2 separate regions of the Mus musculus genome follow, and region 1 is linked to region 2. Evidence: chromatin loops called from intact Hi-C (ENCODE). Cell type or tissue: left cerebral cortex. All regions are shown on one strand. Links, peaks and the distances in the headings refer to the core of each region. The heading gives the core; the rest is flanking DNA.

What was found. Peaks named below come from ENCODE experiments on the same cell type or tissue, not always from the same donor. Only the 100,000 strongest peaks of a DNase experiment are listed, where the experiment ranks them.
Region 1: a loop joins it to region 2, with 2.2 times the contacts of the local background. A loop is called at or near these places in 15 of 42 quality-filtered maps.

Annotation. Positions count from the first base shown.
Region 1 is chr19:36,988,374-37,004,493 of GRCm38, forward strand. It overlaps Btaf1 (B-TFIID TATA-box binding protein associated factor 1), which reads left to right. Exons shown (of 38, transcript NM_001080706.1): 22 at 503-656; 23 at 1,015-1,124; 24 at 2,350-2,551; 25 at 4,063-4,211; 26 at 5,897-6,049; 27 at 6,218-6,339; 28 at 6,426-6,593; 29 at 8,157-8,234; 30 at 9,133-9,262; 31 at 11,719-11,860; 32 at 11,944-12,074; 33 at 14,041-14,166; 34 at 15,115-15,267; 35 at 16,059-16,120. Among named protein-coding and RNA genes, the nearest start is that of Btaf1, 70 kb to the left of the region's middle. In left cerebral cortex, for the core only: no CTCF peak of the experiment used is centred there; no DNase peak of the experiment used is centred there.
Region 2 is chr19:36,867,913-36,884,032 of GRCm38, forward strand. It overlaps Tnks2 (tankyrase, TRF1-interacting ankyrin-related ADP-ribose polymerase 2), which reads left to right. Exons shown (of 27, transcript NM_001163635.1): 14 at 3,701-3,846; 15 at 4,511-4,676; 16 at 5,885-6,104; 17 at 7,352-7,461; 18 at 8,273-8,461; 19 at 11,323-11,575; 20 at 12,598-12,680; 21 at 13,765-13,885. Among named protein-coding and RNA genes, the nearest start is that of Tnks2, 42 kb to the left of the region's middle. In left cerebral cortex, for the core only: no CTCF peak of the experiment used is centred there; no DNase peak of the experiment used is centred there.

The DNA of each region.
Region 1 (16,120 bases), core at 2,902-10,901, 120 kb after region 2:
CAAAGGCTTTGCCTCTGCCCTAAGACATAGCCATAGCTCTTACAGTAGCATATTAACAATGGGATGGCTCGCTATTCCTGTTCTTTTGATTGTAAGACGTGGGCACTTACCTGGGCTCCATAGTAAACTCTTGGTGCTAAAAAAGATGTGGTTTTGTAAAATATGGGTCATGGGTAAGTTTTTCATGGTTGCATCTTTGGGGCTGCTGTTTTTTGGGGGCAGAGAACATTTTAAAAATGTCACTGGTGACTGTCTTTAGAAATAGCATATGTCCTATTATTTTATTTCTGTGTTAGACTAAAAAAAAATCTAGTTAGGAGTTTTAGGCCTGTGTGGAATTTATTATTGAAAAATGTTTGCAGTGTTCATAAATATATCCAGTAATTGTTTTATTGATTATCAGAAGCACTGTCAATTTTTAGATGTTGACTTTAAAATACTTTTGATTAAAACTATAATGTATTACGCTTTTTTTAAATATTCTTTCAAAATTGGATTTTAGGGTCAGAAGCCTTACCTGGTACAGCGGAGAGGAGCTGAATTTGCCTTAACAACTATAGTGAAGCATTTTGGTGCTGAAATGGCAGTGAAGTTGCCACATCTTTGGGATGCTATGGTTGGCCCATTGAAGTCTATGATTGACCTAAATAATTTTGGTATGCATTCAATTTAAATCAGTTCAGTGATTTTAGTGTGTATCTCATACCCTTTTCAAAGAAAGCTGCTTATCTCTTTTTATTCTAGGTTAGCATGTAAGCTTTAAAATGGCTGATAATTTTCATGTTATTTTCCCCCCTATTCTCTGTATATTTAAAAATAGATTTTGAAATGCATTATTATTTTAAATCTCTTCAGTTGCTTTTAAGTGCAGTATTTGAGTACTTAAAGTCATACCATTTTCAATACAAAAAACTTTGTTGACATTTATATATTAGCTGAGGGGGTAATAATTTACTTTTGTGGACTCTAGCTCTAAAAATTAATTACAAAGTGATAGGACTTTTATTTGAATAGATGGAAAGTCCCTCCTGGAAAGAGGTGATGTTCCTGCTCAAGAATTGGTGAATTCCCTGCAAGTGTTTGAAATAGCAGCAGCTTCCATGGACTCTGCACTTCATCCCTTGGTAATTAATATGTGTTGTGCTTTTTCAGATAAAGTAAATTGTCTTGTTGAATAATTTTAATACTTGAAATATACAATTTATATTGCTACTAATGGCATTTTTTAAAATGTGGTATAACTAGATTCTTCCTTATGAGACTTATGAATTGGGTGCAGGAGTGAAAACCCAAGTAGAAATTTAAGGAGCATTGTGGAAAGAGTTCTGAAGCAAAGGAGAAAGAAAAGTGTAGGCTGTTTAGATCAAAATTAGGGAGAGCTCCACACAAGGAGGAGCTCAGGCAGCAGGACATGTCTTCAGGATAAGCAGAGGTGGAGGAAATCGCCTGCTAAGGTGGAACTGGTCAGTGGCCAGGGGGACACTAGTGTAAGGCTTTAGTTTTGGGTCGGCTTTTACTATTACACGTCTAACAAGAGTTTTCATACAGGGAAGAGGAAAAGTAGAAGATTATTTGGTTTTAATAAAAAAAAAAAATCTATGTATCTACATTAGAGATGCTCTTTGCCATTTATTGTATTGCAGTTTTATCTTTTCTCTGTAGTTACATAACATAAAAATAAGAGTCATAAAGTTCAATCCAGGAGATAGTGGTTAGGAATAAAACTATGTACGTTTACTTTTTAAGAATTTCTGATAAGCTGTAGCCTGTGTCTGTTTCCCAGTTTCTTAGAAGACGAGATAGAAAGACAGCTTGTGTATGGTAGTTTGAGGCCAGCCTGGACAACAGCAAATCCTCTTCTCAAAGAAAGCTTTCCCATCTTCTCTATTATTATTATTATTATTATTGTTTAGTTATGTTTTTTTTTTCTGAGACAGGGTTTCTCTGTATAGCTCTGGCTGTCCTGGAACTCACTCTGTAGACCAGGCTGGCCTCAAACTCAGAAATCCCCCTGCCTCTGCCTCCCGAGTGCTGGGATTAAAGGCGTGCGCCACCACTGCTTGGACTTTTTTATTAGTAGTAAAGAAAGAACTCCTTTTTATCCCCCTGTACTCAGCTGAAGTGTGAGACTGGCCTTCACTGTTGAATAAATATTTGGCTATTATTGGTAGCCTTGATGTACTATGCAATGGACATTTATTAGTGAACGCTGTTGTAGTCATAATATTGTGGTAAGCCAGAACTTGGAAATACCTACCAAAAACCAAAGTACCGAGAATAAAATCAGGAACGCTGAACTTTTTAAGTATTCCCTAGTAAGTAACGTAATTTTTTTTCAATTATTTTTAGCTGGTACAGCACTTGCCTCATCTTTATATGTGCCTTCAGTACCCCAGCACTGCAGTGAGGCACATGGCGGCTCGTTGCATAGGTGTCATGAGTAAAATAGCTACCATGGAAACAATGAATATTTTTTTGGAGAAGGTACTTCCTTGGTTGGGAGCAATTGATGACAATGTCAAGCAAGAAGGTGCAATTGAAGCACTTGCCTGTATCCTTTATTTTGCCAAATCTGAACCGTTTTATTTATTTTATTTAAGAATAATTCAGTTTGCTCACTTTAAAATGCACATAATCTGCTTACTCCAAATGACATCTTTTTATATTTTATTTTGAAGTATTTTACATTTCAATATGATTTAATCATGGTTATATTTTATTTTATATTTTATATCAAAATTTCATACAAGAAGTTTAAAGAATTGCTTAAAATAGGTAACTTTTTAACATGCAAAAGTACTTTTATATAATTTTAAACTAGTAACTGATCTGTTTATCTTATTTAATGTTTCCTTAGTATTAGTTAAATACTTGGTGGGCTATATTTACCTTAAATGTATGTTTTCAAGCTTTGTTCATTTTTTTCCAGGAGAAAATTAATGGAATATGTAAGATAATTAAGCTCTGGTTTCTCTTCAGGTCATGTAAATGTCTGCCTTTTACTGAAACACAGCAAATCTAGAAATGTGCTACAGCTCATTTAAAGGACAAGGTGGCTGTTGTTTCATTTGGAATGTGTGAATCCCAAGGGTCACAGCCAGAAAGGTGGATAAGGTCAGATCAGTAGAAAAGTCTGGTTCTTCTGGTTCAGAATTCTCAGTGGCAGAGATTAGATTTAGTATATCCACATGATGATTTTTATGCTCCTGGTTGGAAATTGAGAATTAATCTTCGTGTGATACACAAAGAATTGAGTTGTCCCATGGAACCTGACTCCCTCTTCTGACTTTTTCTGGCACAAGGCATGAAAATAAAATAATAAGATTTTTAAAAATTAAAACACACACACACACAGTTTGTCTGTGTACCATGTGCATGCATAGTACCCATGGAAACTAGAAGAGGACATCAGATCCCCTGGGACTGGAGTTCCAGGTGGTTGTGAGCTCTTAGGTGGGTTCTGTGTATCAAATCCAGGTCCCTTGGAATGGTCCTACTTTGCCATCTCTTCATCCCCAGCTTTGTTTTGCTTTTGGTTTTTCAAGGCAGGGTTTCACTGTGTAGTCCTGGAACTCACTGTATAGACTAGGCTGGTCTTGAACTCAGAGATGTGCCTGTCTCTAAAACAGTTCCAACATGTTAGGATTGTTAACAGAAATCATTACATTGAGCCTTGCAGGATGTTGTCCATCTGTAATCCTAGCACTGGAGGTAGGATCAGAAGGACCAAGAGATAAAGGCCATTCTAGACTTCTATGATAACCTGTCTCAGAAAATAATAGAAAATAGGGCTGGAGAGATGGCTCAGCAGTTAAGAGCACTGAGTCTGCTCTTCCAAAGGTTCTGAATTCAAATCCCAGCAACCACACGGTGGCCTACAACCATCTGGGATCTGATGCCATCTGGGATCTGATGCCCTCTTCTGTCATGTCTGAAGACAGCTACAGTGTGTGAAAATGTCAAGAAAAAGACTTTTAATGTTGAAGTTGCAATCTTTGTATACTAGGACATGAAGATGTGTACCAGGGAACTATTTTAAAATTTCCTTGATGACTTACTCAGGTGTTATGGAACAATTGGATGTCGGTATTGTTCCATATATTGTCCTTTTAGTTGTTCCTGTATTGGGAAGGATGAGTGATCAGACAGACAGTGTGAGATTCATGGCTACTCAGTGCTTTGCAACACTGATTAGACTGATGCCACTTGAGGTAAGTGGGAGAGATCGGTATTTATGAGTTTAGTGTTTTGTATAACCTCAGAGTAGTAACTTTTTATTTTTAAAGATTTATTTTGTGTGTATGACAGGGCTGTTTGTGCCTGTGATGGAGGTCAGAGGATTGAACTTGGGTCCAGTACCATCATGAGACCTCAGGCTGATGTTTTGTGGTGTGTCCCAGCCACAAGCACAACCCTGCTTTGTTAGTGTAGTTTTTAGGTGTCCATGGGTAAAATTTGCTTTAACATAATAATAATTTTATGATGATCCAAAGTTAATAATTGTAAATATTTTGGATTTAATTTTTTTATGGTACTGGGGATTGAACATAAGCCTTGTACATGGTAGGTAGTGTTCTACCAATTCCCTCCACCCCTTAGCTCAGAAATAGCTCTCAAGAGTAAGGTTGGCTGAGGAGATGACTAAGTGGCGAAGAGCACGTGCTGCACAAGGGTGAGGACCTGAGTTTGCGTTCCCACCACTCACATAACAAACAAGATGTGGCCGGTCACTGCCTGTCACTAAGGGACAGGGACCTGAGGATCACTGGGCTTGCTGGCTGTCATTCTGGCTCTGGTTCAGGTTCGGTAGAGACTGAAGGAATGATGATGGTAGAGAATGGCAGAGCAGGACACCTGCTATCTTCCTTTGGCCTTTGTGCAGACATAAATACACACAGTCTGTCAAATCAGTATTGAAACCTGAGGCTGGATATGGTCAGGCATGTCTACGAGCATCACAGTATGGCAAAGAATTTAATGGAATACTGATGTGTTTAAATTATTTAAGGGAAAAAAAAGATGTTAGTTTAGCAAACAGTTAACAGGTACCCTCCTCCAATATGTTGTATTTTGAAAAGGTCAGAAGTTTTGTGTGTGTGTGTGTGTGTGTGTGTGTGTGTGTATTTCACATTTGTCTCGTGCTCAAGGATGAGATTTAATAGCTCTTCCCATTTTTACCAGCCTGGTAAGTTATAGATGTCACTAGGACTTTTGGTGCTCTTGCTTAGACTCTTTCTCGGGTTCAAGCAGTTTTGCACTAAATTGTACAGGTGTTAACAAAGTGAATACAGTGCACAATTCCTTCTTTGTTATAAAACAGAAAATTTGGTTGGGGGTATTAATTAGAATTTTCATATACCATATTTTGAGATTCAATATCTGAAGACTTCAGAACACTGTGAAGCTGATATTAATAACATAGAATGTAAAGTAGACTTCATATCTTTGTTTAACATTTGTTGCAAATTAAAGCCCTGTGTTTTCTTTGTCTAATTCTTCAAGCTCTTTTAATATCTTTTAAAATCTTTAGATTTATTTACCATCAAGTCTTCATACTATTTTTAATTATGTTTTTCTGCGTGTATGTTTGCCTTTGTAAAACTGCAATTATTTTGATAACCTTTCAGGATGGAAAATTTTAGTAACTGGCATGGACTGTCTAGTGAAATCCAGGCCTTTCAGACAACCTTCTCTTCCCTTACCCCACCCCCACACATAGAACAAGCATTAGTTAATACTTCTTGAGAGAGGTGAACCCCTTCAACCCCGGAATGCTGTAGTTTTATGCAATGCTGGCATTGAACTTGGGGCTTTTTGCATGTTCGTCAACCACTTAGCAAATGAGCTATGTATTACTCTCAAGTCTAATTCTAATACATCTTAAAACCTATTTTAGGCAGGCATTCCAGACCCTCCAAACATGTCAGAAGAATTAATCCAGTTGAAAGCAAAAGAGCGACACTTTTTAGAGCAATTGTTAGATGGGAAGAAGTTAGAAAATTACAAGATCCCAGTGCCAATCAATGCTGAACTCAGGAAATATCAGCAGGTGAGTTTGTAAATGTGAAATCACTTTTCTTGTTTGACTCAGTCAAGTCTTAGGTTTAGTGTCCTATTTTAATTTATCTAGGTTCATACAAATACATTTTACAAGAAAAAAATTCCTTATGCTCTGCTTACATTTACATAGATTTCCTTTCTCTACCCAACTTTCTAGGATGGTGTGAACTGGTTAGCCTTTCTCAATAAGTATAAGCTTCATGGAATTCTGTGTGATGACATGGGCTTAGGAAAAACATTACAGTCCATCTGCATTCTAGCAGGAGATCACTGTCAGAGGTAATGAAAAACAAAATTTCAAAATGAAGGTTCTGAATCCTGATCAATGTAAACAAATTGCTTACTTGTTTTTTTCTTTTGTAAAGGGCCCAGGAATATGCAAGATCGAAATTGGCAGAATGTATGCCACTTCCTTCCTTGGTGGTTTGTCCACCAACATTAACAGGTCATTGGGTAGATGAAGTAGGTAAATTTTGTTCCAGAGAATATCTCAATCCGTTGCATTATACTGGCCCTCCCACTGAAAGGATAAGGTAAGAGCCGTGCAACAAAATGGTTCATAGTTTAAGTCTCTTGGAAACATAGAATGTATTAAAAGTGAACTGTAGTTAGCTCTAGAATTAGACCCAGAGACCTAGCTTAAGAAAATGGTAAGAAGGTAACAGTGAAGCTCACCAGAATGAAGGACTTGAACCACTCTCCCACCCGTGGTCTGCGAAACGAGCAGCAGCCCTGTCTACCCTGGGTGATCTCTTGAGGACCTTGGGGCCACAGCACTTCTTTTTTTCTTTGATTCCATTCTTTACATATTTTCTCAGTTTCCTTTTCTTCTCCTTTGTCTTCTTTATGTGTACTTTTGGTTCATACTGGCTGGTGTAGATATACCACAGTTATGGCCACAGTGTGTACTCAGGATCACCCCGCAGGCACTGGTTCTCAACCTGTGGGTCATGATCTCTTTGTAGTTGAATATCAGATATGTACATTATAATTTATAACAGTAGCAAAATTACAATTGTGAAGTAGCAATGAAATAACTTTATGGTTGAAGTCACCACAACCTTAGGAACTGTATTACAGGGTCACAGCATCAGGAAGGTTGAAAATTACTACGCTGAGATCCATTGTTTGGAGATCGGCATAGGGCCTTAGTGAAGCTCACTTGAGTTTGTTAAGTGGACAGAGTGAGGATTTGATTGTAAGCACTTGAAATGTTTGCACTCGAAATTCCTGTAGTGTCAATTAGTATTCACGCATCTGCACATGATAGGAATTCTGCTTGTTAGCTACCTAACAGGGAATCAGCTCACTCCCTTGAGAATTTTAAGGGTGGGTTATTGCTTTAGAAGCAACAGGACTCTTTCTTGTTTTTCTTTCCCAAAGTTGAGTTGATCTTTACTTTATTCTAGAGTTGGTGGTAAATGACCTTGGGTAGTCGCCAACCATACTCTCCTAGCTCCAGGACCATACTAAGTAGTTCTTTACTCTTTCATCAGAGATCTCAGTCTGGACATGATAGACTGGCTGTCAGAGGATATAATCTTGTGAATAGGTCAACCTGGTTCTGCTGTTTCATCTTTATCTTTTTATTTGTTATGGGGATCTAGGATCGATAAGACCCATTTAGCCTGAATGGTAAAGGAATGAATGTGCCCCAAAAGAAGAGATGCTGACAAAGCTCTTACTAAATTTTGAGTTAGGTGCTCATCTTTTTTTTCTGAGTCACATATCAGATCTACATCATAAAGTATGTGGTAGCATTCTTGTTTACAGAGTAAACACAGTGCTCAGTAGCCCAATTGGAACACTTTACAGATTTACACTATAATAGCAGCTGCACTTACACCATTGAAATTGTATTAAGAAGAGTGTGGTGGCTCACACCTTAGCCTTTAATCCCAGCTTGGGAAGCAGACGCAGGCTGATCTCTGAATTCAAGGCCAGCCTGGTCTACAAAGTGAGTTCCAGGACAGCCAGGGCTACACAGAGAAACCTTGTCTGAAAAAAATCAAACTAAATCCAAAAAAAAAAAAAGCAAAATAAAATCGCATTAAGAAATTAATAATTCCTGTTTTCCTTCCTTATTTTCTTTAAAGGTTGCAACATCAAGTAAAAAGGCACAATCTGATAGTAGCCTCATATGATGTTGTGAGGAATGACATAGACTTTTTTAGGTAAGACTTCAAATGTACTTTAGAAAAATTTAGTATTGATAGGTGGTATATAGGGAGGATATGATAGGATAATGTGGGTACTGAGTATGAACAGTATACTTGACATACATGTATGAAAATGTCAGCCAAACTGTCACTTTTTACAGTGGATGTATGCTATTTTGATTTTTTTTAAAGATTTATTTATTATATATGTAAGTACACTGAAGCTGTCTTCAGACACTCCAGAAGAGGAGGTCAGATCTCATTACGGATGGTTGTGAGCCACCATGTGGTTGCTGGGAATTGAACTCAGAACTTTTGGGAGAGCAGTCAGTGCTCTTAACTTCTGAGCCATCTCTCCAGCCCCGCTATTTTGATTTTTAAAACTTAGTTGGGAGAAAGCACAAAAGAGATTTTTAGGTTGGTGGAACATGATGTTTTGCTCTGGATTGTGGCTGTGTTTATAATATACCTTATAGAATTCATCCATTCATTCATATCAGAATTGTACCTTTGGGGCTGGTGAGATGGCTCAGTGGGTAAGAGCACCCGACTGTTCTTCCAAAGGTCCGAAGTTCAAATCCCAGCAACCACATGGTGGCTCACAACCACCCATAATGAGATCTGATGCCCTCTTCTGTTGTGTCTGAAGACAGCTACAATGTACTTACATATAATTAATAAATAAAGAAATGAATGAAGGAATGAATCTTTAAAAAAATACATTAAAAAAACGTATTATAGCTTTGTCTTCATGTATTCTCTATTTCCATGAAATACTTCTAGCAGGAAAAAAGAAAAAGAAAAATTGATATTGAAGTTGAGAATACTTAATTTTTCGGCTTCTATGATTGTTCCTATAATGTCTGATATGTAGGAAAAGATGGATAACAGTTATTTATTTATTTTTCCTTAGAAATATTAAATTTAACTACTGTATTCTTGATGAAGGCCATGTCATAAAAAATGGAAAAACCAAGTTGTCCAAAGCAGTAAAGCAGCTGACTGCTAATTACAGGATTATTCTTTCTGGAACACCAATCCAGGTAATTATTTACAGTTCTTCCTATTTTAAAACAAATAATAAACTTGCCAGGTGGCATAGCATTTAGTAGTAAATTACGGAGTCTTTTAGTTTATAAAGATGACAAAAGTAGTTAAATTGTTTTGTAAAGGCTCCTTTGGTATGTGGCAGGAGCATGCAGGTTTGGTTTTGTCTGTTTTTGTTTTGAGACAGGGTCTTACTGTGTAGCACTAGCTGGTCTGAAATCCTAGCTGGTTTTAAATTCATTGCAATCCTCCTGCCTCTGCTTCCTGAGTGCTGGGATTATAGATACACATGATCACACCTGGGCTTTCATAAGTAATTTTTTTTTTCTTCTTCTTGGTTTTCAAGACGGGGTCTCTTTATGTAGCCCTGGTTGTCCTAGAACTAGCTCTGTAGATAATGCTGGCCTCAAACTCACAGAGATCTACCTGCCTATGCCTCCCAAGTGTTGGGATTAAAAGTGTGCATCACCACTGCCCGGCCATAATTAATCAGATTATTAGATTATTTAGATTTATATATTTTTAATTTTATGAGTATGAGTGTTTTGCCTGTGTACTGTGTATAAGGAGGTCACAGAGACCAGAAGAGAGTGTCACATTCCATAGTACTGGAGTTATAAATTGTTGTCACTATGTTGGCAACTGAATCTGGGTCCTCTGTAAGAACAGCAACTCGGGCTGGTGAGATGGCTCAGTGGGTAAGAGCACCCGACTGCTCTTCCGAAGGTCCTGAGTTCAAATCCCAGCAACAACATTGTGGCTCACAACCATCCATAACAAGATCTGACTCCCTCTTCTGGAGTCTGAAGACAGCTACAGTGTACTTACATATAATGAATAAATCTTAAAAAAAAAAAAAAAGAGCAACTCTTTCTTAACTCCTTTCAAGGTGTCCCATCTCCTTTGCCATTATATAGTCGAGACTAGCCCAGAACTCACTATAGATCAAGCTCACAGGTCTGCTTGCCTCTTTTTGGTTTTTTGAGACAGGGTTTCTCTGTGTAGCCCTGGCTGTCCTGGAACTCACTTTGTAGACCAGGCTGGCCTCAAACTCAGAAATCCGCCTGCCTCTGCCTCCTGAGTGCTGGGATTAAAGGCGTGCACCACCACACCCGGCTTCTGCTTGCCTCTTAAATAGGTCAAGTTTTATTAAAGGTCATACTTACATTCTAATTTTTAGGTTATTAAATTAACACTTGTTTGATGTTTAAAACAGATTTGATCCTACCCTGACCATTCTACTCCTGTAGTTAACTAGAAATCTGATTTAGCAGTGAAAATAGAACCATCTTAGAAATGAATATCACACAGTAGAGGTTTGAAATTTTCAGCAAATGTTCATAACTTGCCTGGATAGGCAGCCGCCTTTGGTAGGAAGATTACCTTATTCTCCAATTAGTGGAACCATATTTTCTAGCTCTAAAAATGAATTTTTATTTTCAAGGCAGGATTTTTCTGTGTAGTAGTATAACTAACTGCTCTCAAATTCATTTCACCTACCTCGGCTTCCCACGTGCTGAGATACAGGAGAGTGAGTGCCACATGTATGTGGTGGCACAACCCTCTGACCCCAGCACTCCTGAGACGGGGCAGGCAGGACTTTGTAAGTTTGAGGCCAGCCTGATCTACACAGGTAGTTCCACAGCAGCCAGGGCTGTAAACAACTCTGTCTCAATAAAAATAAACTGTAAGAAAAGAAAAGGGAGTTCTGAGGCTTTCAGTCATAGTTTAGTAAGCATTGCATATTTTAATAATCATTAAAGATAAGTTGTCTTTTACAGATTTTTCTTTCTTTCTAGAAGTTCTGTGGGCTCTGTGTGTGTGTAAGAATGTGTGCTATTTTGTTAGGGATCAAACCCAGGGCTGCAACAATTTCAAGCAAGTGTTAAATTCTGAGTTAAACAAACCCCTAGCCCAAAGTTGGTTTTGGTATGTGTCTATTTAAAAGTGCACTAAAAGGGGATTGGAGAGATGATTTTTTATTATTATTATTATTATTATTATTATTATTATTATTATTATTATTATTATTCGAGACAGAGTTTCTCTATGTATCCCTGGATGTCCTGGAGTTCACAGTGTTAACCAGGTAGACCTTGAATTTACAAAGATCCACCTGCGTCTGCCTCCCAAGTGCTGGGATTAAAGGTGCTTGCCCTACTTAACTACTTGTACTTGATTGAGACATCAGAAGATTTGAGGATTTGTCCAATTAAAAAGCCATCTCTTTTCTCTTCTTCCACTTTAGTTTTGAAGTGGTCAGGGGCTTTCTGCTCTGCAGAGCTTTAGTGGAATTAGAAGGGTATTCATGTTAGAGAGCAGCTGAGTGTGCTGAGCCAGAACCTGCGCTGCTGAGGTTTCTGAAGAAGAAAAAAGTTAGGATCCAGACCTGCTAGGAAATGATACTTGCCAGAATGAAGGAAAGATAACTGATGATTCTTTTTCTGTTCAGAACAATGTTTTGGAGTTGTGGTCATTATTTGATTTCCTTATGCCTGGATTTTTGGGTACTGAACGCCAGTTTGCTGCTCGATATGGCAAACCTATATTAGCGAGTAGGGATGCACGAAGCTCCAGTCGAGAACAAGAAGCAGGTAAGGAAGAAGTACACTGAGTCCTCATGGTCAGGAGGATGGGGCGTCACAGGCACTCAAAGCTGTGTTCTCCCTGCTGACAGGTGTCCTGGCAATGGACGCTCTGCACCGCCAAGTCCTGCCGTTCCTTCTCAGAAGAATGAAAGAAGATGTTTTGCAGGATCTTCCACCTAAAATTATTCAAGACTATTACTGTACTCTCAGCCCTCTCCAGGTGAGGAGTGTGCTCATTGTAGTTGTTGATAGAATACTATTAGCAGGACAGGCTTTTATCAGATGCCCATCGAGAATCCAGTTCTCTAGTTTAAGTATAAACATGAGCTACATCTCACTCTAGTGGAGGAGTCTAGAGCCTTTCCCTCCTAAGGGACAGCGTACTTTCTCTAAAGAGAGTGATCTGTGTTCTGTAGATTAAATAGAGAGCAATGCTCTTCTCCCCTCCAAGTGTAAGGGCGTAACCCTTTGGAATCTGGCCCTAAACTACCAAGTAACGCCCCCCCCCCCCCACACACACACACACTCATTAAGATATTTCACTTAAAGAAAGCACTATGACTTCTCTTGGGCTGTTTTTGAGTGAAATAAGACTTACTTGACCACAGGTCATAGAGGAGGCGATAGCTGATCCATATTGGAATTGAGACTACCTGACTGATGAGCAGGCGCCATTGGCACCATGAACGTGCTTACAGCAGGGTGATTTGCATCCCTGGCAGAGTGTTTTGGGATAATGTAGGACTTGATATAAATCGTTTATCTTTAGAATTTTTATTTTGTATTTTCAAACCACTGGTAACTGAAACTACAAGAAGCAAAAAGGGGCACTGTTAACAAAAGCCCTTATGAAGGCCAAGATCTGCATGTGGGTAGTGTTGTGTCATCCTATGACAGGGTGATGGATGTTACATACTCCCTGTTTTTGAAAATACAGCAAAAGTGAGAAAAAGTAAGCAACTTGCCTAATAACACTATTTGAGTTAAGTATAAAATCTTGATCTTTGGGATGTTATTGTACTTGAAATATTATTTGTTTTCTATCAGTGTTCCAAATACATTTTAACCCATTTCTGACTTTATACGCAGAAGAGACTGTTAGAAGAGAGTTTTATTGTGGGCTTTCCTTGTACTCTCTTCATAGAAACCATTTCTGTTAGGCATTTCATTTCGCGTGGTTAGTTTATATTCTGTCTCAGTATTGTTTGGTTTGGCAAGGTCAAATGCATCAAAGACTCATAGAATTATTCCCAATCTAACCTTATCCTCTTCTGGTATATGTTAGTGTAGTACCTGTTAGCCAGAACTGAGCTATTCACCTTAGATTTATGGGCAGGGAGCTCTGGTTCTGCGCTTTAACATCTGGTTTACAGAGTGAGTTCCAGGACAGCCAGAGCTACACAGAGAGAGCCTGTCTCAGAAGAAAAAAAGAAAAGAAAAGAACTTCTTGAAAGGAATGTCTTATGAGAAATGGGATACTTTTTGCCCTTTGGGGAGGGAATGGTGATAATATTCTAGTGCTACAGGACTATAGTATAGGCAGAAACCACATTGAAATATTCTGGAGGAAGAGAACTCCAGAGGGAAATGACATTTTGCCTTTGGTTAACTTTTATGGATTTGTATTCTGTGAGTTTTGTTCTTCCATCCTTGATAGATTTTTTTTTCCTTTTGTATTATGTTACAAGGTAATGCTTTAAATTAGCAGTAACATTCTTTTAAAATCTAGTCTCAGAAGGGACTGATAGGTTTTTGGGTTTTTTTTTTTAATAGACTTGTATTAAAAAAGACTTTCCTCATTTACTTTTAATGGATCTGACTCCCTTTTGTTGATAATTTATTTTCCTAAATGGAGGAAAAATTTAGTGTTTGTGTGTGTAATACTTTGCAGCTGAAAAATTAATTTTTCATTTTTTTCTGTAAATGTAATTTTAAAGGAACTTACATACAGATGGAGTGAATTCTCTCTAATATCAATAATGAGGTAGTAGTGTCTTAGTTTTCTTTATTTACAAAGGCTAGTTTAATTTACTGTTCATGCTGCATGTGTGTGCGCGCGCGCACACACACACACACACACACACACACACACACACACACACACACACACACACACACACACACACACACACACACACACCTTTTCCTAGATGTATATTAACTGTTTCCCTGGGATAATTTCACAGGTTCAGCTTTATGAAGATTTTGCTAAGTCGCGTGCCAAGTGTGATGTTGATGAGACCGTGTCTTCAGCTGCACTTTCAGAAGAAACTGAAAAACCAAAACTTAAAGCGACAGGTCATGTATTCCAGGTAGAGGTTATAGACTACTTTTAAGAATTAAAGAATGTTCTTTAATGGGGGCTGTTTTTATAGAGAAGACTAAAGTGCATATTCCTCTTTTTTTTCAACACTGAAAATAACATGAAAAATATCAAAGTACCCATTTACTCTTTCCTGGTTTGTCTGTGAGAGGCAGCCTTGTAAAGCTCAGGCTACACGGACACCGTGCAAATGGTACACGAGCCTCTGTCCTCGAATCCCCTGTGTTTGCCTCTAGAGTGCTGGCATTACAAGCATGTGCCACCACACCCAGCTCATGTTAATATTCGCAATGGGAAAATGTTTTTAATATCTACCTTATAGAATGTAACACACATTTGTGTTAAATGAAAAGAGGGCTTTAGAATGCAGGATCTTACTTTTCAGAAAGTAATGAAGTGCAGTGCAGTGCAGTGTTGGGTGCAATCTGTATGTGCTCATCTGTAGCGGACAGTAGCTTTTTTTTTTTTCCCCTTTTTCTTTTTTGTTTGTCAAGACGGAGTTTCACTTTGTAGACCAGGCTGGCCTCAAATTCAGATATCTGCTTGCCCCTGCCTCTCAAGTGCTGGGATTAAAGGCGGGTGCCACCCAGCTAGTATCTTCTTGATGGCTCCCCACGTTGCATAATGAGGGGATCCTGTTGAGCCTCAAAGCTTGCTGTTCAGGCTTCTCTGGTTAGGGACTCCCTAATGTCCCTCCACCACTGTAATTCCACTGGAATTAGAGGCAGTCCCTGTGTTCACTTCTTCCCCTTTAATGTAGGTTCTGAGATCTGAGCTCTGGGCCCCATGCTTTATGGGCTGATCCATCTTGCTCTGAACCGGGTCTTGAACACTGAGTAGGAATTTTCTAGATAAATGGACTGGGGAGGAAAGGATACAAAATTACAGACACTTGAGCTATGAAAGCGCACTTACACAGCTGTTTTCCCCTTTAAAGGCGTTACAATATTTACGTAAGCTCTGCAACCATCCAGCACTGGTCTTAACCCCTCAGCATCCAGAATTCAAGAGCACTACTGAAAAACTGACCGTTCAGAATTCTTCTCTTCATGATATTCAACACGCGCCTAAGCTCTCAGCCTTGAAACAAGTACGTGTGTCTTTTAATGATAAAATAATGTTCCTAACATCTAATACTAGAACACGTTGCTTTTCCCAAAGTTTATTGATGTGTTTACCATTTGCTGTATTTCTAAATTTGGCTTACAATTTTTATAGCTTTTTTAAAAAAATGATGTACCACTTTAACTGTGCAGTTCTGACATTACATCCCAGTCTTGTACAGCAGTCACTGTCATAGTCATTGAGTACGCTGTAACCCAGAGCCATTTCCTCCTGAGCACTCACTGACCATCTCCCCTTATAATGCTAAATAAACCTGCTTTCTACGACTCCCCTCTTAACTCAGCTGTTTCAGCTAAAGGGAGTCAGTGGTGTGCTTTTGACTGGCCTTTTTAATTAATTAATCAATTAAACTTTATTTATGTATTTATTTATTTTTTGAGGCGGGGTTTCACTATGTAGCCCTGGCTGGTTTGTAATTTACTGTGTGGCTCAGGTTGGCCTCAAGCTCACCGATCTGCCTGCTTCTCTCAGAATTGAGATTAAAGATATGCATCACTATACATGATCCCTTATTTAAAGAAGTAACTTCATAGCTTTTGTTTGAGACATCTGTGTCACTGCCTTGAATTAACATTAACGGAAGGGGGAAGCAAGCTGGGTGGTCAGTTTTAGCCCCAAGTACTAATGGACTGATATAGGTTACAAATCCATAACTAGAAATACTTTTCTATAGAAATACTTGCAGTAGCTAGCATGTGTGGTAGCAAACACCTGTCTGCTTCTGTTGAATGACAGTGTAACGCTTTCTTCCCTAAGCTGCTGTTGGACTGTGGTTTGGGGAATGGCAGTTCTACAGAGAGTGGCACAGAGTCTGTTGT
Region 2 (16,120 bases), core at 3,188-11,187:
CACATTCACCAGTTTAATGTTCTTCATGTAGTGTCAGATGCAGCTGTCTGCACCCACATGGTGATTCTAGGGTGCAACACCCTCTTCTGACCTCCGAGGGCACCGGGCACACGTGTGGAGCAGACAGACAGACAACATTCACACACGCAGAATAACCTTTTTTAAATAAAAGTATTTTAAGGAGAAATATGTACTGGGCATAATAGTGTACACCTATTTTCCAGATACTAGGGAGGCTGAGATAGAAGGTTTAACAGTTAGAAAGAGAGCCTGAGCTACCTAGGAACACCCTGTCTAAAAGCAATACCAGGAGAAAGAAGAAAGCGTGTCATGTTGCTCTCTAGTACTATTTAAGTATGACACACAAATAAAAGGAACCAAGTGCCCTTCCTTGTGTGCACAGGCTCATTCTGGTTCACTCATTTCATTATCCCGTCTGCCTGTGGAGCCGTTGCTTGTACTGTGAGCAGTGTTGGTGTTGCTCGAACATGCAGTCTTACCCAGCTGGGCTGGAAAGTTCTTTTCTCCCACAGAGTACCCAGTTTCTTGTCTGTCCCGTCCCAGCAGTAGTCCCCTCAGAGTCACCCTCCCTCAGACATTGTTTTGACTTGTGCCACACACACACATTGATGTCTTACTGCCTATACTGTGTGTTCATGGTCTGTACAGAAGTGTCTGCCTAGGGAAATAACCCAAAAGCCTGATGTATGAAAGAACAGGACTAAAATAAAAGTAAGAAATTGACTCATCTATTTCATGAACTAAATAATTCTTTAATGCTGCATTAAATGTTGTTTCAGTTTTTAAAATTAGCCGGGGAGAAAGCCTTTTTTTTTCCTTCTCCTTAAAGACTTTTCTTTTTTCTTTTTCTTTTTTTAATTTTCTTTTATTTATTTATTTATTTATTTATTATAAGTGCACTGTAGCTGTCTTCAGATGCACCAGAAGAGGGCGCCAGATTCCATTATGGGTGGTTGTGAGCCACCATGTGATTGCTGGGATTTGAACTCAGGGCCTTCTGAAGAGCAGTCAGTGCTCTTAGCCGCTGAGCCATCTCACCTGCCCCTGTAAAATCTCACCTGCCCCCATAAAGACTTTTCAAAACTAGACTACAATAAATTTGAGAGAGCACTTGTATGTACTAAGTTTTATATTGCCTAATGTGTGGTAGAATGGCTGTTCAAAATAATTTTATCAAATTTCTACTCAGTAGATTTTCTATACATTTCTATTTTTAAAGAAATACAAGCTAGATAAGCCTTTAGTCCCAGCACTGTGGAACATGAATGAGTTAAGGCCATCCTGGTCCACATAAGAGGTCTGTCAGCTTTACACAGTGAGAGCCTGTCTCAGCAACGACAAAAAAGACTTAAAAATGTTGGTCTCACTGCAGAGCTCTGAGAGGTTGTTGAGTGATGCTTTAAATGGGTCCAGTGCTGGGAGGGTCATGCTGTGCGTCCTCTTCAGAGGCTCCAGCTCCCAGTCCCCGGCGTCCAGGCTTACACCTCTACCAACTGAGCCATCTTGCCAGCCCTGGGTTTATTTTTTAAGAGTACATATGATCTCTCTACTGTGCCCAGTGCAAATAATACAGATACCACATGCAACAAGGCTTTTGATTTGTTCATGAGTCAAGTGATTTGTGTCTTATTAAGGGAAAGACATTGATTTTAAACTAGATGATTTTATGTGTGTGAGAGTAAGGAGAATGGTGAATTTTAAATGTTCATTTACTTACAGACCCTAACATATTTAACAAGATAAGACTAAACATTAACAGAAGTGGTGGCCTGGCCTATGATCCCAGCACTGGGATGCTGAGTGGGAGATCTTAGTTTGCGATCAGTTTTGTTTCCCTTTTGTTGTTTTTTTATGGTGGTTTTGGTTTTACTTTAGGGCTTTTTGTTCTTTTTGGTTTTTTTTGTTTGTTTGTTTGTTTTTTTTAAAGTATAAAACCTCTGAGAAGGAGCCTAGAAGAAGACATAAATTGAAAATACAAATTGGACTCAGATAAAAAAATGATGCCATTGTATTAAGGAAGACACCCATTCCATTCTATTGATTCATCAGGTTACCTTATTTTGTGGATACCTATAATACCTCACAGACACAACCTAAGAAAGGAGGGTTTATTTCAGCTCACAGTGTAGTGTTCAGCATGACAGCAGGGGCTTAATAGCTTTTCACATCGCATCTGCAGTCCGGAAGCAAAAACCAAAGAATGTCGATTTTTAGCTCATTTTCTCTTTTTATTCGGGCTAGGACACTAGCCCATAGAATGGTATCATCCACAGTTATAAGTGGCTCTAATTACCTTGATGAACATCATCTAGATGGTACCTCAGAGGCATGCCAAAGGTTTGTCTCCTATGTGATTTTAACTCATGCATCCTGACTGTAGTAACTGGACAAATTAAAGCAAAGGATATTAAAATGATCTTTGGTAACTAACTACATGTGCCAACAGCTGGTTCACAGTGGAAATACTCATTTCTAGATTGGGTCTCAGACCCACTGAAACATTGCTTTGGGACTGGAACCTCATTCATCAAGTCTAGCAGATGTGTTCCATAAGCTCAGAAGGGCTTTGCAGTTCAGTAGCTCCCTTTGGGATAAACCTATTAGTGGGGCTTACTCAACTTACCTGGTTTTGTTTTTTTTATGTTGATATTCTTTTGACTGTAAGCATTGTAGTCTGTTAACTATATTATTCTCCCAAATTCTTTGCATAATCTTTAAGAATATTTGGGGTATTAATTTTGATTGAGCTAAACTTACTCATCTGAACCAAAGAACACAGCAGAATAGTTTTAGTGACTATTTCCTTAGTTCTTCGAGATCACATATAACCAGAAATATTTTCTTTTTTCATTATATATAGTAAAGCATGAGTCATTGACTTAAGTGTGGTCCCTTACAAATTAACAACCCCAGACACTGACTTAACAAAATTTTGAGATAAGACCAGTATACATCAAAATTGAGCCCCACTGATCTACAGTGTTATATCTCAGACTTTTAATATGCTTATAGATAGATCTTACTAAAATGTAATTTGCTATGGGGTTTTATTTGTTGGGAAGTATTAAGAGTCCAGGCTGACTTTGAACTCATAACCCTCCTGCCTTCATCTTCCAATGCTGGAATAATAGGTATATACTATTACATATGGCTTAGAATGCAGATTCTGACTTATAGATAGGGGTATTGGACTTTGAATTTTTCCCCTCTCTGCTGCTGAGATCTAGCTGGCTGCTACTACTATGTTTACCACCAAATGGAAGTTACACTTAGTACTTGAAGGAAGGGTATCAGTGTGTAAATAGTAAAGTTTACTACCTTTCAAAAAAGTAGAAAATATAGATGAGACCAGAAGAAATCTCAGTAAATGAAACACTAGTATAAGAATAGTTTCTGAGCCGGGCGTGGTGGCGCACGCCTTTAATCCCAGCACTCAGGAGGCAGAGGCAGGCGGATTTCTGAGTTCGAGGCCAGCCTGGTCTACAGAGTGAGTTCCAGGACAGCCAGGGCTACACAGAGAAACCCTGCCTCGAAAAAACCAAAAAAAAAAAAAAAAAAAAAAAAAAGAATAGTTTCTGAAATACTTATTTAATAAGAAAATAAGGCAGACATTTGAAATTTCTGTTAAATTGTGTTAAAACATGAGAAATGAATGTGTGTGCTGTGTTCAATCCTACAGAAACTCTGTACTGTTCAGAGTGTCAACTGCAGAGACATTGAAGGACGCCAGTCAACCCCACTCCACTTTGCAGCTGGGTACAACAGAGTGTCTGTGGTAGAATATCTGCTGCAACATGGAGCTGATGTTCATGCTAAAGACAAAGGGTGAGAAAGAGATCCTGCCTTGCTTCCATCACACCTTTATAGGACCATTTCGGGGAAATACAAGAAGACTTCTATGATAAATTATAAGCTACTTCTGTTTTTTAACATATAATTTACTTCCTAAAATTGGTTCAGTGATAGCTTATAAATTCCGTTAATAGTTGACGCTCAGCGTGGTGGTGCATACCTAAACCCCAAGCACTCGGGCACTGAGGAGTTTGAGACATTCAGCTCAGTATGAGGGAGACCCTTTCTTTTAAAAAACAAAAAACATGCAGATGGCTCGGATTTACGTTAAAATTAACTTGTATAATGTCTTGTTATTTTATAATTGCCAAGGAAAATTCATTTTTGTGATTTTCATACTGATTAATAAAGTTTTCAGTGTTCATTGAGGATATGCTAAATTTTTTGTTTATTTTGAAATTACTTTTGTTTAAAATGCACAGTGCTAGATGTTGTCTATATGTGAATGTTTATCAGTCTCTGTATTTAAGACATATTGAAATCCCCCCTCCCCCCGAAAATAAACAGTCTTCTGCTTTCCATACATAGACTTAGGTTGTACAGAGTATGACCAGAATACTCTATTGGGCAGTTTAAGAAATTAAATGTATTTGGTTAGTATAATTACTGAGATTAAACCACTTCTTTAACTTTTCAGAGGTCTTGTACCTTTACACAATGCATGTTCTTATGGACACTATGAAGTTGCAGAACTTCTTGTCAAGCATGGAGCAGTAGTCAATGTCGCTGACTTGTGGAAGTTCACACCTTTACATGAAGCTGCAGCAAAAGGAAAATATGAAATATGCAAACTTCTACTCCAGGTATGTTTAAGTACTTACTATGGACAGTGCAGTTGCCTAAAGTGCTCAGATAATCTTTCAGATAACAGAAATATGAGTCTTAAACCAAGGAAAGTAGAAAAAACCGTTTTCTAATACTAAAACTAGATTTCAAAGAAAAATGTCATGAACATTTTTATATTTTAATGTACATGTATCAGCATAGGATTTATTATATAGCCACCTATCATGTGATAGTTGCTGTCCAACTTCCCTGTTTAGTAATCTAACCTCAGATTACTTGATTCATTATGTGGTTTATAAGCCAAATTTGTTTAACCTTCTATAAAAGTGATGGTACTGGTCTAATAGATACAGATACTTTGCTGTAGAATATTACAACACAGATTCATAATAAAATATTTGTAGAAAGGAAAAATGCAGCTACATGTGGTGGTGCATACCCTAAAACACAGCATCTGGGAGGCAGAGGTAAGTGGGTCTCTGTGAGTTCAAGTCCAGCCTGGTCCACAGAGTGAGGTAGTTTATAAGAGTCTAGCCAAGGCAGCACAGTTAAGACCCTGGATTTTTGTTTGTTTTAAGATTTATTTCATATATGTGAGTACACTGTCAGCTGTCTCCAGACACACAAGAAGAGGACATCGGATCCCCATTACAATGGTTGTCGCCACCATGTGGTTGCTGGGAACCAAACTCAAGACCTCTGGAAGAGCAGTCAGTGCTTTTAATCACTGAGCCAACCCCCAAGACGCTGTATTTTAAAAAAGGAAAATTGCAAACATGCATTGTATGGTAATTCAATTAACAATGAACATACTTGTCAGCGGCCTCATAAAATTATAATGCGGGGGCTTCAGATGTAACTGAGTTGATAGAGTGCCTGTCTAGCATGCACAAGGCCCTGGGATGTATTCCTAGCACCACATAAACCTCTGTGTAGGAGGTAAAGCCAGTCAATGGGTGAAGATCAACTTCAACTGTAGAGCAAATTTTAGACCAATCTGGGATATATGGGACTGTCTAAAATAATAATGATTAAATTTAAAATTATATAGCTGAAAACTTTGACTGTAGCTTTAGTTCTCGATACATACTTACTAATGTGTTGCAGGTGCCTATGGTATTTAAGCATTAATAACAATAGCAATCTTTGCTCTCCTTATTTTCTCAGTGACAGAACACTAAGCACTTCCTTCCATTCCCTCCTTCCCCTTTTTTCTCATGCCTAGCATGGTGCAGACCCTACAAAGAAAAACAGAGATGGTAATACTCCTCTGGATCTTGTTAAAGATGGAGATACAGATATTCAAGATCTACTTAGAGGTGATGCAGCTTTGCTGGATGCTGCCAAGAAGGGTTGTTTAGCCAGAGTGAAGAAATTGTCTTCTCCTGATAATGTAAATTGCCGTGATACCCAAGGTCGGCATTCTACACCTTTACATTTGGCAGGTAAACAAGGGAAACAAGATTTAAGATGATAACCTCTAAGATTATTTTTATATTATTTAATTTTTTGGTGGGTGGTGGTATGGGGTCTGGAGTCAGAAAACAGCTTGCTAGAGTCTGTTCTTTGCATCATGTGGGCTCCAGGAATCAAATTCAAGTTGTCTGGCTTAGCAGCAGGTACATTTACCTGCTGAGCCATTTTAGCAGGCCTATAATTTATTTTTATTGTTGTTTAAAATATTTCCTCTAAGTAAATTGAAAGATGCAAGTTAAATTATCTGTCAGAGTTATCATTCTGTACTAGTATGTGTGTTCATGCATTAAGCCATTACCTGGACTCACTTCCTGTAGTACTGATTATTTCAGAAAGAACAGTTGGTGGGAGTGGTGGGTGTCACATGCCTTTGATCCCAGCATCTTTCAAATTTACTAGAACTGCACAGAGGTGTGTCTCAAAAACTAACAAAAGTGAAGAGCAGTAGGGAAGACACTATTTACATTTCACTTCCATGAGTCACACATATATACACACAAATACTATACCTTGGGATAATTTTAATGCTTTAAATCCTTCAAAGGGTTGACATGTGCACTAAAATTAGCATGATAAAGCTTTCATTATCATTTTCATATTAGAGAAATTAAAAACTTACTTTCTGTCTATGATTATGTATCTAGAGATAGTTTGCCATAAGAGAGCTTGCAGAGGTGACTAGATTGTGTCATACTTCAGAGCAGTAAGCTTATTGTTTGGTTTTAGCAATGCTAAGATTACTCTCCTGACCTGGGGGGGGGGGGGAGGGAGAGAAAGAGAGAGATTGCTTGATTTCCTAAGCTCTGTCCTCAGGCTTAGTGACGCTTGTCTCTACAGCTCCTGAGGAAGCGTGCTTCCTGCTTGCACATAGATGATTGGCTGCCTGTGGTTTTTGACACTTGGATCATACACTTGAGTTTAGTGTGTTATATGTAACAGCCTTGAAGTCAAGGCCTTTAGTAGGGAAATTTTAAATGGAAATATAGACATCTTTCTGTAATTTGGTAGGTCTCCAAAACCAGTAGCTAATAACAAAAGAAGCTTCTAACATTTTAGTCCAGTGGAAGATTTTTTTTTTCCAGAAGGTAAAATACTATTAACTTCAGATTTACATAAAATTTACTAACGTCTATTTATAAATATTTAGGCATGTGGGTGATTTGTGATTTGTCTACATTTATAGTGAAAGTGATGTTACTTTTTCCCCCTGCATTAGCTGGTTATAATAACTTGGAAGTTGCTGAGTATTTATTGCAACATGGAGCTGATGTGAATGCCCAGGACAAAGGAGGACTCATTCCTTTACATAACGCAGCATCGTATGGAGTAAGTTCTAAGTGGATGTCACCCAGGGCACATGGAACTGGGTGTGGCTTCTTGTTTCACAAAGAATTAAATAAGACCTATACAACATAGACGTTTTAGTTCTTAATCTGTATAAGCATTTTTTGTAACATGGCAATATATTTTTGTCCTTGGCACCTGTCTCTTACTTGATGAAATATTGGGGGGGGGGGGTGTATGTATGTGTGTGTGTGTGTGTGTGGTGTGTGTGTGTGTGTGTTTGTCAGAAAATCCATAGGTTTCCAGGAATCTTTAGAGAATCAAATAATTATGTTACTGATTTCCAGCACCTCTGAGGATTCTGATCAGCACTGGCCATTGTCAGTGTTCTAGTTTGGGTAAGGAAAGCTGCTAGTTTGTAGATTGATGTTCACCAGTTATACTACAAGAATTAGTTAGAAATCATGGAGTTGTAGACTGGAATACTGAGCTGTAATTTTGAAGCAAGTATCCATAAATTTCAGTGCTGCTGAGAAGAAATGGTTTTCTTTTTATTTCCAGAATACATGTGAAAATAAGAGGGTAGGTACAGAGCCAGGCTTCCTTTGATTGAGACAGGGCCTCTCTGCATAGCCCTGGCTGTCCTGGGACTCACTGTGTATCCCAGGCTGGCCTCCAACTCAGAGATCTGCCAGTCTCTGCCTCAGGAGTGCACACCCAGCTCAGAACCAGTTTCTTAAGAAGTAAAGTTCCATAAAATATTCCCACCTGTAACAGGACTATTTTCTCTTACAGCATGTAGACGTGTTCCATAAAATATTCCCGCCTGTAACAGGACTATTTTCTCTTACAGCATGTAGATGTAGCAGCTTTGCTGATAAAGTACAATGCGTGTGTCAATGCCACGGACAAATGGGCTTTCACACCGTTACATGAAGCAGCCCAAAAGGGACGGACACAGCTTTGTGCTTTATTGTTGGCCCATGGAGCTGATCCTACTCTTAAAAATCAAGAAGGACAAACACCTTTAGATTTAGTTTCAGTAAGTGATGGGCTCTTTGAAAATCAGAAATTTCACATGACATGTATAAAATGTCTGCATAGTGAATATGGTTTTAGCCCAAATTTAAATTTAGGAATCGTTTGGTATTCTGATATGTAGATAATAGAGTTATTAATCAGTTATTGTATACTAAGTAAGTACTTTGGATATGGGGAAACGAGCAGTAGTTGGGAAACAACAAGCCCAGGTCCTCTGTAAATGCTGTTACAGTGCATGATATTCTAGACTGAAGGTCTTACCAACTTCCCCAGTTAAGTGCATTGCCTTCAATGTAGCAAAGCCTAGTACTAGCAGAGAGTCTATCCTTCCTTGCTACTTCTTCCCATTGTTGCTGCTTACCCTCTTAAGAGCTGTCTGAGGGCCTGCTAGATGGCTCAGCTGGTAAAAGTGCTTGCTGCACTGTTGCTTAACAGGCCTGAGTTTAATTCCTAGACCCACCTGATAGGAGAGAGACCTGCCTCCTACAAGTTCGTTGTCTTCTGACCTCTACATGTGCATCTTGGCACACGTGCACCTATACACACACATGCACACAAAATAAATAAAATTAATGCTTAAAATTTTTTTAAGGTTTGTAAAATAAACTGTAGGTTTTTCTTTCTTTTTCCATGGCTGCTTATAAAAGAGCCTCCTTTGTAGGTCCCAAATCTGTGTCAATCACTGGAACAGGAGTGCTTTCTCGCCCCTGCCACTGAGGTCATTAACCAGAGCAGTAAAGTGGAAGGAAGCAAAGTTTTGTCCTCCCTGGATCTATGAGACAAGATCTTATGAAGTCCTGGCTGGCCTGCAACTTGTTCATAAAGCTGACCTGGAGTCTCACCCATTTTTTTTCCCTAAGATTTATTTGTGTGTGTGTGTGTGTGTGTGTGTGTGTGTGTGTGTGTGTGTGTGTGTGTGTGTGTGTGTGTGTGTGTGTGTGTGTGTGTTTATGTGCACCACTTGCATGCTGGTGCCAGCAGAGGCCAGATAGTATCAGATCCTCTGTAGCTGGAGTTAACATTTACAGGAGGTTATAAATCAGCTGATGTGCTTCCTGGAAACCAAGTCTGAGTCCTCTGGAAGAAAAGTATTTATTCTTAACTACTGAGCCATCTCCAGCCCTTTGCATGCCTCTCTTGCCTATCTCCTGAGTATGCTGAGATTACAGTCATGTGCTGCCACACCCTGCCAGAAACATTTTGAGTTGGAAAAGATAGTGTGTTCTGTGGAGAGAGATTATTCAAACCAATTGGAATTATGAAACTGATTTAGTTTGTCTGCATTCAGATTTAAAGTGATGTTTCCAGGCAGACTAACCATACCATATTTGCATGAGGGTTTCTTGGAAATACCTCTTTGGTTCCAAGCTGGTTTAGAAGTAAGCATACAGAATTTATTCCTCTGAAACATTGATTCATCCAATAATAGAATGAGTGGCAAGGAAGATAAAAAGCTGTAGACAGCATGCACAGGGCCTAAAGAGGTAGACCACTTAGTAAAGCACTTGTTGCACAGCATGAGAACCTGAGGTTGAATTAATTCCTAGAACCCTTGTAAATTCTCGATGTATAGGATGAACATATGTCGGAGAAAGGAGGCAAAGAGAGGCATCCTCTGGAAACCCAGAGGCCAACTAGCCTAGTATCACAGTGATGACGAGACCATCTCAGGAGAACTCAAAAGTGAGGATCGACACCTAAGCCTCCTTTAACCTCCATGTGCACATATTTGCACACTCATATACACATACAAATCGTGCATATGCCCACAGAATAAAATTTTAAAGGTGGTTTTGAGAGAGCAAAAGCATGCATGAGCTTTAGAGTGGAATAGGTGTAACCTGCTCCAACCTCTAAAGTTTAGTAGCAATATTTATAAGGGATAAAATATACCTGGTTAATTAGAGAAGTAAGTATTGTAATAATATCTAAAGCCTTTAAATAGCTTCACATATCAAAATGTACCCAATAAATGGTCTTTTAAAAAATGGCGATTTGTAGGTCAGCAAATACTACTCACAAATTATAAGGAGTTAAAAGATGCACAGATTAAGGAGGAAGAGAAAGATCAGGGGTGGGCACTAAATGAATAACCCAGAAATGTCCCTGTTACTGATTACTTAGCTTTTTTAACATTTTTTTTTATTGGAAAAAGAAGGCTGGAATGTGTTCTATATGCCTATAGAAGTCAAAGGGAAACTGTGGGGGGTCTGTTTTCTTTACACCTTGTGGGTGCCAGGGCTTAAACTCAGGCCATCGGGCAGTGGTAGCTGCCTTTCCACTAAGGCATCTATCCAGCCCATTACTTAGTTTTTATTTGAGCATTGTAAATAATTGCATGTCATTAGAGAGTTTTTCATCCTGTCAGTTTGATTAAAATTATCTTTTACCAAAAAACAGGGTTTTCTCCATTTTGAGTAATGAATCACTGTTTTCTAAAAAAATACAAATGGGTCTGTTTGCTAAGGTTCTGTGTAGATTGAGTTGCTAATGTCAGAGTTAATTATAGTAGGGTTGAAAAGCTCTTACTATTTAGATTAGTAGTTCTGTAATTAATTTCAGTGCCTTTCAGTCATGATGTCAGAATTGGCATTTTGTTCCTCGTATTTGGCAACATCTGGCAGTTTCTTTGTTTAATGACGTGATCTGGAAAGGGTGTTCTGAAATGTGTTCTCTATTTAGTGATAATTTGCTAGCTGGATATCAGCCTGTTTGTTTCACTTTTAAGGTTTCCTAGTATTTCTCAGGGTCGAATGGTAGTAGACCTGGTGTGAATTTGCTAGGTTTTATCCTCTTTTTATTGCATAGAAGAATTGTAAACCATGTACGTGACAGATTGCATCTCCTTGTACTGTATCCTAGGCAGATGATGTCAGTGCACTCTTGACAGCAGCCATGCCCCCCTCTGCTCTGCCTACGTGCTACAAACCTCAAGTGCTCAGTGGCGTGAGGGGCCCCGGAGCCACTGCAGATGCTCTGTCTTCAGGTCCGTCCAGCCCATCCAGCCTCTCTGCAGCCAGCAGCCTCGACAACTTATCTGGCAGCTTCTCGGAACTGTCCGCAGTGGTTAGTTCAAGTGCAGCAGAAGGTGCTACTGGTTTGCAAAGAAAAGAGGGTGAGGGTTTCTATAAATAACTATCTCACGTTGTAGCACCATGTTTGTCATTTAGAGTGGTAGGAAATTGTCCTTTAAATCTTAAATACAACTCTTTATATGAAATAAGTTAAAATAGCCTGGGAATCTTTACCTTCTATTTTCTTAATAATGTAAGTGGGATTCCTACAGAAACGCCTTTCAAATCAAAAACTAATGAATGTGATGCTAGCTGACATTTATTTATTTATTTGTTTATTTGTTTATTTGCTGTTAGGTGTACGCACATGCATGTGTCCAAACTTGTGTTGTGGTGCTAGCTGACTGACATTTATTTATTTATTTATTTATTTATTTGTTTGTTTGTTTGTTTATTTGTTTATTTGCTATCCTGTGTACGCACATGCATGTGTCCAAGCTTGTGCTGTGTCGTGTATAGGGAGATGAGAGGACAACTCTGTGTCACGGGTTCTTCATTTGATTTTTGTTTGTTTTTTTAAGACAGTTTCTCTGTGTCTCACTGACTGTCCTGGAATTCACTCTGTCCTTCCCAGAGATTGAACTCAGGTTGCCAGCCTTGCCCAGCAAGTGCCTTACCCACTGAGCTGTCTTCCATCCTGACCCATTCTTCAGATGCCAGCCTTTATCTGTCACATTCTTTGTACTCTATGCAACATCATAAAACTTTTTTTCATAAGTTTGAAAGACTTGATCTTGACTTACTTTTAAAGATGAGGCTAAAACTAAATTTTTAAATGAAAACAAAACAAGAAATACTTAAACTTCAGAAAGCCCATGGCCGGTTAACTGTTTAAGCTGAGCATGATAGCACACCACGTGTACAGTGGGTTTCTTAATTTGAGGCTAGCATGGCAGGCATTGAGTTCCAGGCTAGCCGGGGCTGCGCAGTTTGTAGGATTCTTGCAAGTTTTTAGTATTACATAAATGGCTGTTAGTATCTTTGCTGTGCTGTAACATTGCAGATCTTTTATATTCACAGTGGTGTTGTACAATATTCTGATGTGATATTTTATTCCTCCCAGATTCAGGAATCGATTTTAGTATAACTCAGTTCATAAGGAACCTTGGACTTGAGCACTTGATGGATATATTTGAGAGAGAACAGGTGAGTGGGTGAATTCTTTTGTTTGGTTTAGTGTTTAATAGAAAGAGCTAGAAAATGCTTAAAATTAATTAAACCTTCTAAGCTATTGGGAAATTGTTTGTAGGGTGTCTGTTATGTTTAGTGGTGGGCACTGAACCCTGGGCCTCCTGGATGCTATGTGTACTGTGTAGTAGTGTTCTGTCTACTACAGCTCTGAAAGTTAAGAGACTGGAAATCAGTCAATTCCTCATATGGCTTGACCTTGGAGTTTCACTTACTCATTATCTAAAAATTGACCAGTATGTAGAAATAGAGCATCCTCCTTAAAAACATGGTTCCTGACTCATCCCTTTACTACCTACTATGGACAGGAATGAGAATGTGTCAGCCATGTAGTTGAGCTTTTCTGGATAGCCCCAGAGTGTTTTGCCTGCGTGAATGTATACCGCATGCATGCCTGGGGACTGAGGAGGTCAGAAGAGGATGTCAGATCCCTAATGGTTGAAAGCCAGCATGTGGGTACTGGAAACCAAACCCCAGTCCACTTTGACAGAGCAGCACTCTTGCAGGCTCACCAGCTCCTACAGTATTTACAGTATTGCCATTGTTGATGTTGTATAAATGAAACAGGAATAATTATTTCAATTTCATGAAGCTGAAATGATTGGGGTAAGAGTTTGAACAGTGATGCAGAGGTCCTGGAGGGGCTGTGCAAGACGATGGGTAAAGGGTGGGTGTGGAGCGATGGGAAGTACAGTGGGAAGATGAGTCTGAAAGAACATTTGTGATTCAACTTAGTTGTTACAACTTTTTGAGTTCAATAAATGACTTGTTTTCTATAAAGGCTAAAATAATATGAAACGGGGCTAGTGAGGTAGCACGGGGTTTGATTTGGTGACAACTGCCTTCTGTGATGCCATTGAAGGGGGCGGGTGGATGCCCTTTTTGACTGAAGTATAATGCATGCACAGACAGACAAACTTTCATGTAATAAAATATATCTTAAAAAAATAATGTGAAGTAAACATGAATACTTTGAGACTATCAGTGTATGAGTATCTACCAAGTGAGCAAGCATTCTGAATATTTGATTTTCTTTTGTAAGATTACCTTAGATGTCCTAGTTGAAATGGGCCACAAGGAACTGAAAGAGATTGGAATCAATGCCTATGGACATCGACACAAGCTGATTAAAGGAGTTGAAAGGCTGATCTCTGGACAACAAGGTACTTCATGTTAATAACTGGTTGACAGTTTATTTATACAAAGTCTGTGAGGAGTGCTTTTTTTTTTTTTTGGTTTTTTCAAGACAGGGTTTCTCTGTGTAGCCCTGGCTGTACTGGAACTCACTATGTGGACCAGGCTGGCCTCCAACTCAGAAATCCGCCTGCTTCTGCCTCCCAAGTGCTGGGACTAAAGGCGTGCACCACCAGTGCCCCACTCATGACACTAATGTAAATTATATGACCCAAAGTAAAGTTTCTCGTCTCATGTAGAAATTTTAGGATTATTTTAGCTCTTAGAAAATGGGAAGTTAAAAGTAGAAGTTAACCTAGGTCTAAAGTGTTGTGATTATAAACGACCTGGAGCATAGGTGTCTCCCATTCACATGCTAGGAATGATTAAATGATAAAGTCATGTTTTCCGTAGCTAACTTAAAACAGCGTGGGTGAGAGTCCTAAAAAGGAATACTGTGTTACAACAGTTCACTAAAGGAGAATGCAGGTTCTGTTCACTCAGCAGATGTTAGCATTTCTGTGCACCAGAGATCGGTAAAAATTGTGTATTACTTTAGGAGTCAAAAATCACATTTTACCTTTATTATTAAACAGAAACGGTGATTTACTGTAATGCTGATAGAGCACTCAGAGATGTAAAGTAGTGCAGCCACTATGCACATCAGTAAAATTAAATACCGTTGTGATCCAGCATGACCATCACTGGGTGTATAGTTAATGGAACCCAAACCTAGACACAACAGAGAGGGCTGCAAGCCCATATTTATAACTACACAATCTGAAAGAACTAGGAAGTGGAGCCAGCTTATATGTCCATCAACAGGTGACTAGACAAAATGTGTACATACATGCATACATACAAACAAACAGTGGAATTCCAGTCAGCTGTAGTAAATGAAATTTTGGCATTTGCAGAAAACTAGATCACACTGAAGGTTATTATATTACATAAAAATAAGCCAGACTCAGTTAAATACCATTTGTTTTCTCATGTGGCACACAGATTTAAATCTGCATGTGTGGCATAGAAGTAGAAAAGGGATAATGGGAAGTGAGAGGGACACGAGAGGATGGTAGAAGACGTATTTCATAACATCAGAAAGGGAGCTGGGCAGCATAGTGCACGCCTTCAATCCCAGCACTGGAGGCAGAGGCATCTCTTGAGTTCAACAGTGTGAGTTCTGGGACAGCCAGGACTACACAGAGAAATCTGTCTTCAAAAGAAGAAAACAAGGAGGAAAAACAAAACAGACAGGGAGACTGTTTAGAAGCAGGAAAGAGGAAAGGAAGGACAAAGTACTACAGTGCCGTCCATCTTAGGAAGGCCTGGGATGGAACCGGTCGCTTGGTTTGCCAATCAAAAGAGGAATAATTTTTTTAATATTTTAAAATAGGAGGTATGCAACTGGAATTTTAAAAAATTCTATTTATAAAATGAAGAGAGTTTATGTGCATATGTGAGCACCGCCTGCAATCAATACCAGAGAAAGCCAGAAGAGGGCGTCAGATGCTCTGGAACAACAACAACTTGGTTCAGGACCCAGAACCCACATGGCTGTTTACAGCTGTAATCCCAGTCTCAGGGCTCTGAAGGGATTCACATGGTGCACGCTTAGATAAAGTGAATCTAGGTGGAGGATGGCTCAACGGCTAAGAGCACTGATTGCTCTTCCTAAATCTTAAGTTCAGTTCCCACTAACCACATGGGGCTCACCATAAGTAATTGGATCTGATGCTCTGTTCTGACGTGTCTGAGGACAGCTATACTAATCAATTAATTAATTAATTAATTTTAAAGGATCTTAAAAAATTAGTGTGCAGAGGGGAGAGTTGCAAATGGCTTAGTGTTTACGAGTGCTTGTTGCACAACTCTGAGACCAGAGTTCAGCTGTCAGACCCATAGAACAATGAAAGCTGGATGAGAGCCTCCAGCTCAGCTCTGAGGGTCTGATGATAACCCTCTGCTTTTGTGCACACAGGCACACGCACACACACTAGTAGTCTGAATAGCATAGGTTTGATCCTGATAGAGAAAGGACATTGACTGAGAAAACTCGTGCGGTCCAGATGAAGCCTATGTTAATAAGTTCTGACAGTTGTAGTATCTGTTAGAGTCCTGAGGAAAGTTGGGTGGTGTGTGTGCCTGCACTGTCTGCACTTTGCATTCCTATAAATCTAAATCCTTAAGAAGTTAAGATTGGGGGGGGGGGGGCTGATTTATTG